2 separate regions of the Homo sapiens genome follow, and region 2 is linked to region 1. Evidence: chromatin contacts called from ENCODE Hi-C or POLR2A ChIA-PET data. All regions are on one chromosome and are shown on one strand. Each heading gives the region's core, a stretch centred on a gene start or an enhancer-like site at or near the end of the contact. The rest is flanking DNA. Distances are from core to core; before and after follow the strand shown. Region 1 overlaps ARHGAP31 (Rho GTPase activating protein 31). Region 2 overlaps ARHGAP31 (Rho GTPase activating protein 31).

The links. Hi-C counts contacts between places; a loop is a spot of excess contacts on that map. ChIA-PET counts read pairs that join two places held with the same protein, here RNA polymerase II (POLR2A). Pooled maps may share reads with other maps.
Region 2: a map with no recorded cell type shows a loop between it and region 1 (4-fold over the local background). The contact joins two enhancer-like sites. A Hi-C loop is called at or near these places in 1 of 168 maps with a recorded cell type or tissue (Right ventricle myocardium inferior), 5 of 37 single-sample maps with no recorded cell type and 6 of 50 pooled maps. POLR2A ChIA-PET finds 5 or more read pairs at or near these places in 4 of 52 experiments (H1, K562, OCI-LY7 and 1 more).

What each region holds. Positions count from the first base shown.
Region 1 is chr3:119,350,778-119,354,709 of GRCh38, reverse strand. The region is part of intron 1 of ARHGAP31 (Rho GTPase activating protein 31); the gene reads right to left. Among named protein-coding and RNA genes, the nearest start is that of ARHGAP31-AS1, 30 kb to the right of the region's middle. RefSeq lists enhancers at 2,598-2,647, 2,445-3,142. Within about 2 kb of position 1,274, at least 8 of the 41 ENCODE cell types and tissues checked have a DNase peak (open chromatin) inside an H3K27ac peak, as active enhancers do; they include OCI-LY7, where a contact is called at or near this core.
Region 2 is chr3:119,400,285-119,404,137 of GRCh38, reverse strand. It overlaps ARHGAP31 (Rho GTPase activating protein 31), which reads right to left. Exons shown (of 12, transcript NM_020754.4): 10 at 1,741-2,316. It overlaps LOC124906273 (a long non-coding RNA gene), which reads left to right. Exons shown (of 2, transcript XR_007096027.1): 2 at 1,541-3,853. Among named protein-coding and RNA genes, the nearest start is that of TMEM39A, 61 kb to the left of the region's middle. Within about 2 kb of position 2,522, at least 2 of the 41 ENCODE cell types and tissues checked have a DNase peak (open chromatin) inside an H3K27ac peak, as active enhancers do; they include OCI-LY7, where a contact is called at or near this core.

The DNA of each region.
Region 1 (3,932 bases), core at 25-2,524:
CTAAAAAATACAAAAAAAAAAAAAAAAAAAATTAGCCCGGCATGGTGGCGGGTGCCTGTAATACCAGCTACTCGGGAGGCTGAGGCAGGAGAATCACTTGAACCCAGGAGGCAGGCGGAGGTTGCAGTGAGCTGAGATGGCACCACTGCACTTTAGCCTGGGCAACAAGGGCGAAACTCTGCCTCACACACACACATAAAAACCACACACACACACACACACACACACACACAAACCACACACACACACTGAAATGTTAATAGTAGTTACTGCTAAGTGGTAGAAAATCAATGATTTTTGCTTTTCTCTATTTTTAATTTTGCTTTTCTAAATTTTCTGTGAAGGGGATATAGTAAAAGCATTTTTTTTAAAAGAAAGAAATGGGATTTTACAAAACAAGTTTCATTTAGGAAGATGGAGGGGCTTCTGAAATCAGTGACCCAAGTTCTAAATGTTTGCTGAAGTCCTTTCCAGTGACCCTGTTGAGGTTATTACCCCTTGTGAAGCAGAAATATTTGCCCAACCTGCTGGCCTGGGATGGCTGAGGACTAGCTCTGCTATCCTGCTGAGCAAGGCAGCCTGGAGCCCGGTTCCCCGGGTGGGGGTCCCTGCCCTCCTCATTTTTAGGCTCTCAGATGCCAAGCCAAACCAGCACTTTCCTGCAGAGGTGTCCAGGTCCTCCTCTGGTCCACTCTGTGACTTATCCCTGCCGGGGCCCTCAGGTCTCTGCTGTCAATGCTGTCTCTTTCCCAATGACAGCGATTCTCCTTCTACCAAAGCAGATGCACTGAGGGCCCATCTAGAGGAACAAAAGGTAATAAGATCTTTGCCTTCAAGAAGCCAAGAAGGGAATGGGTAATTATTGTGAAACTAGTATGCAGTGGTCCCTGAGCTACACACTTTTTTTTTTTTTTTTTTTTTTGAGATGGAGTCTTGCTCTGTCACCCAGGCTGGAGTGCAGTGGTGCAATCTTGGCTCACTGCAACCTCCGTCCTTCCAGGTTTAAGCAATTCTCTGCCTCAGCCTCTGGAGCAGCTGGGATTACAGGCCCATACCACCATGTATTTTTAGTAGAGACAGGGTTTCACCATCTTGGCCAGGCTGGTCTTGAACTCCTGATCTCGTGATCCACCCGCCTTGGCCTCCCAAAGTGCTGGGCTTACAGGCGTGAGCCACCGTGCCCAGCCTAGCTATACACTTCTTATCCATTATTTGTACCCAGTGCAATCCTCACAGTCACCTTATGAGGGAGGTATTTATCTCTGTTTTGTAAATGAAGAAACTGAAGCTCAGAGGTATTACGTCACTTGGCCAGTATGAACATATCAAACAAAATATGCTAAGGGCCCTAGACAGGCACAAAAATTGTAACAAAAGTTCTTTTAAAAAGATTACAGCTGGTGGGGAAGTCAGGCAGAGCTTTTAGATGTTGAACAAGAACAGGAAATTGTGTGCGTTTTTAGAGAGCCAGCTGTCTTGAGAGGGACCACGTTGGGGAGTGCTGAGACAGGACCCTCATGCTCAGGGGCTCACAGTGTTGTGAGCTAAGTGGATAAACAACCAGTCAAGGTGCTGCAATAAGAACTCTGACACTGGTGCAGAGGAATGATTTGATATGATGTGAGATGCTATCATATGATGTAATTGACGTGACGCAATATACATTACAATACATGCAGACCGCTCATCTAAGTGCCTAGCATATAATAAGTACTTAGTAAATGTCATACACTTTCTTTTGGGGCAGGAAACAGAGAATAGTATAAACAAGGTGAAAGGCAAGAAATAATGTGGTGAATTCCAGGAATGCTGACTAGACCAGTCCAGTGGAAGAGAAACATTAGGGAACTTGGGGGCATTTTTACTGACTGTCTGGGAAGATTGCATTCTATCTTGATCTCTACTTCCAGATAAATCTTTCTAAAACACTACCTTGATGATAAAGCTCCCCTACACCAAAACAATCAATAGCTTCCCATTGCCTGTAGAATAATGTCCAATACTGGCAGCTTTGGGACTAGACCTTCAGCTTCCTCATCAGGGCCAACCCTGAAGTTCTTCCCTTCAAAGAAATAGGCTTTTGTGTGTGTGTGTGTGTGGGAAGAGGGAGGGGAGGTAATCTAGAAGAAAAGACTTGCCACAAAAAGAAAAAAATAAGGAGTCCCTTTAGGGTCAGAAGGGACAACCTCTCGTGGTTCGTCAACGAAAGGGGAAGTGAGAGGACTCACTCTTCTCTAGCTGTTGCCTGAAATTTCTTTAGGAAAGGTAAGAGCCTATCTGACTCACACATAAAAGACTGGTTGAGAGTGATGAAAGTGTCTGGGTCCACAAGTCATCAGTAGCGAATGAGCCAGTGGGGAGAGCTTAAGAGGGACTCCCACAGGGTGCCTCTGGGTGTGTGTGTTTGGGGTGGGAGTGGTTGTGGCTGAGGAAGGGTGGTGCTGAGTAGAGAAAAAGATTCAAATGCTGTGAACATAGAAAACAAACCTGCAAGACATCCCCATGTGACCTTGGTCTTAGAGCTGGCCCTATTCATCTTGTACATAGAAACTGTACAGAAGGGTTTTGTCCCATTGATGAAGCTGCTGTGCTTTGTGTAATTGATAAAGGCTTATGTGGTTCATCCTTTCTACTGTCTGTGGAGAAAGCTTTGTTATTAGGAGATTTGTAGGGGGAGACATCACTCACTCCATGGGGCTGCTGATGGAGGACAGAAAGATCTCAGTCAATCCCCAGCACATTCCTAGGCAACAACAACTCATTTAAAATCATTTAAATCCTCAGTTTAACTGCATAAAGCACACATCAGTGGAATCACCTGATCAAAGTTTTATTTACTGGATGAGCAGCTTTCTTGCCACCTGCTCCTTGGGATACCACTGGTGGAGGCTCTTAAGTGCTAATGGATACAGAGAACGGCCGCATGTGCCTGAGAGTGAGCCCCAGGGGAGAAGGTCGTGAACTGAGCAGATTAATGAGAGAGAAGCAAACTTGTTTCTTGAACTGTATGCTTCACTAACACTGATCATCTTAAGAATGAGGACAATGTAAATTTTTTTCTACTCTGAGTGTGTCCAGGCCACCTCTCTTTTTTTTTCTTGCATACCTCATGGGTGCTTATGGGGATGAATTAACCATCATTATTTCATTTAATTCTTAAAACTCTGAGATGTAGGCATTACTACTCCTATTTTCAGATGGGAAGCTAACATTCTGTATGGTTAGACAACTTGTCCAAGCTCAAACAGCTAGTGGCAAACTGGGGTGCAGTTATAAGTCTGTTTGAATCCAAAATTCATGCACTTTCCAGTACATTTTATAAGCATAACCTCCACACTAGGGAAACCAAGTCACAGACCAAGAATGAGGAAGACCAGAAAGCAGCAGAAGGTAGAGACTGACTTCACAACTAAGTGCAACTTGATGAGAGAGAACGACTTAGATAACAAATTAAGAAACATGGATTCTTGCCCTAATCTACACGTATGAGATTCTTGACCTTTTAGGAGAGTAACTTTCCTCTTCTTTGAATTCCCCTAGGTATCTTCCAGGCAGTAGGTGCTGGGGTACCCAACAGTTACAGCAACATGAACCAGTTGTATGTCCTCCAGCAAATCAGCCACTGCCAGCCTCAGACTTTCATCTGTGCTAGAAACAAGTTCTGGATCCAAATGATTTCTGGATCCTTGTGTTTCTTCCAGGTCTAACCTCCTTCTAGGATCTGTCAGCTTCTTGGATGACACTGGGAGGAGAGGCTGGGCTGGAAATTAAGAAGGCAGATTCGGTTTCTATCTGCCAGTGTTCAGGTCCTGACTCCTACCAGCTCTGGTTTACAGCTAGGTCTTTCAGGACAAAACATTAGGGTAATTTTTTGTTTGTTTGTTTTGTTTTTGTTTCTCATTTGTACTGTTAATGGTTCCCCAGCTCACTCC
Region 2 (3,853 bases), core at 1,273-3,772, 48 kb before region 1:
TCCTGCTGCCCATGACATCTTGCTGCCCATGACCCACACCAGCCCATGACATCGTTTTCCAGACAAGGCATCACTTGATACCCCGAGATTTGCTCATCTGCGTACCCATCCTGAAAGGAAATGGGAGGAAGGGACTAATATTTACTCACATCTTCTGTGAGCCAAACTATGGACAGGTATTTTATGGACATTTTCCCATTCAGACCTCACTACAGCCTTTGGGATAGGAGTCTCCCCAGCTTTGCAGATGAGAAACAGGCTCCAAAATTTCCCACTGCCAAACTGACAAAAAGCAGTAAAGCTAGCATCCGAATCAGCCCAGTTGGGTTCCAAAACCTACATACTTCCCACAACATGTAGCTGCTCAGAATGCCCTTTCTCTTCTTTTCTGCATGGAGAAACCCTACCCATTTATGAAGGCTCAGTCCAAATGTCACCTCTTCTAAATCTTCCTGGAATCCTCCTGAGAGGACTGTCTCTCCTTCATGCCCTTGCCATCTGTTAGGAACACCTCTTTCATGATGCTTTGGGTACCTAACCCCTCCCTAATTCCAAAAATCCTGAGGAGGCTCTTATGCTGCTTCCATAGGCTGACCCTGTGCTGAACTTCAGTGCAGAGTTTCAATTTCCCTTCTTAGTTTTTGAGCTCACTGTGGGGAAGGGATCATGTCTTAACAATCTTTTAACTCCACAGCCCATAGTGAACACAGGAGGGAGCGTGGTATAGTGTTACAAGCATGGATTTTTTTAAAGTCTGGATTAAAATCCTGGTGTTTCCACTTCCTTGCTATGAGTGATTCAGCAAATAAACCATTCCTCTTTAAGGAAATGGGGATAATAGTGACTATCTATATCATAGGATAGAGGGGAGAAATGAGATAATATTTGCAGGACACTTAGGAGAGTGCCTGACAACCTAATAGGTGCTGAAAATGACTAATATTAACGGAAAAGAAACATTCCTAAATCACAATAAACATTTGTTGGTTTGATTGTCAGCCACCCTTTCCTTTGGGGTTCTCCCTGCTTCCATTTTATGTGGCCCATGTTTGCTTGTTAATTAAAGAAACTCTCTTCACTCCAGACACACCCAGAGACTCAAGTCTGGCCAATCTCAGAACCCAATTAGCTGGAAACAGTGATTGGTCCAAGGCTGGGCATGGGACTCAGGCAGATCCAATCAGAATCCTTCCTGCATTTGATATCAGAAAATTGGGAGAGGGATGCTCTTTCTCGTTGCTAGGGTTGCTAGCCATGTTGTCTGCAAATATAAAGTAGAAATAAGGATGGGTGGATGGAAAGAGAAGGAGACTGGAAGAACTGAATCCCCAATTCCAGCTCTGCAGCTCTGCATTCCATTCTGTGAGTTTTTCTCCTGCCTTCTCACTCTGTGAGCAAATAAAATAATAATAGGTAATATTTATTATATACTTATTGTATGTAGACACTGTTCTGAGAGCTTCATATGTATTAAATAATTTAATATTTACAACAAACTTATGAAAAAGGTATTATTAACATAATTATTCCCATTTTACAGATTAAGAAACCGAGGCACAGAGTGGTTACATTAACCTGCTGAAGATCACGCAGTAAAATGGCAGAGCGTGGATTTGTACCCAATCGGGCTCTAGAGCCCACAGGCTTAACCACCGCACTATATTGCCTTGCAAACTCAAGCAAATTTAAGTCTGGTTTTTCTCTCTTGCAACGGAAAGATACCCTCTCTCCTCTACTTACCTGCAGAAGTCTCAGCTCCCAGCGGTTTCTCTTCTTCTGGCCAGCCTCCGCTCTCTGATCCATGAAAAGAAAACTCTTCCAGGCTGGAAAGAGACTGCAGCTCCTTCGGGGGTGTTCTGCACGGCGTGCTGTTGGTGCTGATGACTGCGGACACGCGGAGCGGCACAGATACCGCAAAGGGCTCGGAGATGTTCAGCGCCTTGCGCTGGTTACGCGGCGAGGGCTCCATCTGGAAGAGGCTGCTGGTGAAGACGGATTTGCTAGGGCTGTCGTTCGAAGTGTAGAACATACCCAACATCTTTGGGGCTGTTTGCTCGCTCTCCGGATCCTCAACAGGCCGGAAAACCTTCAGCTGTTCCGGTGGGGGCCGGGCCTGAGCGCCCTGGAGATGGCTGCGATCACTGCTCACATCAAAGCCACCCTCAGCCCCGGGAGGCATCCCCTCCTGGCCCCATTCGCCCTCCTGCTTGGTGAGGTCACATGAGCTGCCGGTGCCGGTGGAGTGCATCTTTGTTGCTGGAATGAAAAATCCACCGGTGGTAACTGTTCGATTGAAATTTCCCTTGGTTTCTTTTCCTAGTAAAAAGGAACAAGTGTATGGTCAGCAGCCGGGGCACACATACAATAGCAGGCCTTCCAGTAAGGGCAGGCACACGACATTTGAATACTAGAGAGGCACAGCATTCTAACAGGGGCATAACCGCCCAGATAAAGACAGGTAACATCTGGATGACAAAAGAGAAAGCACTTCCTCATATGCACAGAATTTCAGCATGATGCTTTGGTAGGTTCATTTGCTGTTGTGCCATACAGATCACTTTTAAACTTTGCAGGTAGAGCAGTTTTCAAAAAAAGATTACTGCTAAAGTTGCTAAACAGAGCCATCATCTACTAGGCATTAAATGTAGACCATGAAAAAATAAAGAGACAGATGGGAGGCGGTAGGATGATGTTTGCTCAAAATGAAGAAGACAAAAAGGAAAAATAAACAGAATCTTGTCTTATTTTAGAACTTTAAAACTTTTTGTTTTAAGTTTTCTCTGGCAGATGGACCCAGACAGGGGGGTTTGATTTCCCAGCAAGGAAACAAATGCTATTAACAACTAGACCTTCCCCACCTTTTCTCAGGCTTCTTCCTGTTGATTCAGAGGATGAGAAACTAGAAATGTAAATTAACTAACTGTTAGAAAGCACAGTTGTGAGGAGTGAATTTTTTTTTTTTTTTTTGAGATGGAGTACAGCTCTGTCGCCCAGGCTGGAGTGCAGTGTCGTGATCTCGGCTCACTGCAACCTCCACCTCCCGGGTTGAAGTGATTCTCCTGCCTCAACCTCCTGAGTAGCTGGGATTACAGGCACCTGCCACCGCGCCCGGCTAATTTTTGTATTTTTAGTAGAGAGGAGATCTCACCATGTTGGCCAGGCTGGTCTTGAACTCCTGACCTCAGGTGATCTGCCTGCCTCGGCCTCCCAAAGTGCTGGGATGACAGGCATGAGCCACTATGCCCAGACCAAGTTCTTGACTTAGAAATAAAGGCAAGGAAGAGAAAAGCCTACGTGGGAAGTAAATAAGCTTGGAGATGATACGCGAGTTGCCAGGAATCTAGAAAATAATTTCTAACTTGGTACTAAGCACTAAACTGGGCATCTTACATAACTGTATGCTTAAAATTCTTATGACCACCCTGTAAGGAAGTGTAATGATCTTTAACACATGAGGACATCGAGACTCAGCAGTTAGATGACCTAATACTCACATGCCATGTATATAAAAACCTATATGTTGAAATATTAACTCCTGCAAAACTGGGCAATAACTGCCAAGAAGTTTCCAAACCAAAGCAAATAGATGAATATAAAAGTAAGAAAATGCTGAAAGTATCGAGTTAACTTAAGAAGATCTCACTGAGTGTTATACAGGTTTAGAATTATTATTATTTTTTTTTTGAGACAGGCTGGAGTGCAGTGGCGCAATCTCAGCTCACTGCAATCTCTGCCTCCTGGGTTCAAACGATTCTCGTGCCTCAGCCTCTGCCTCCTGGGTTTAAGTGATTCTTGTGCCTCGGCTTCCTGAGTAGCTGGAATTATAGGCATGCACCACCACGCCTGGCTAATT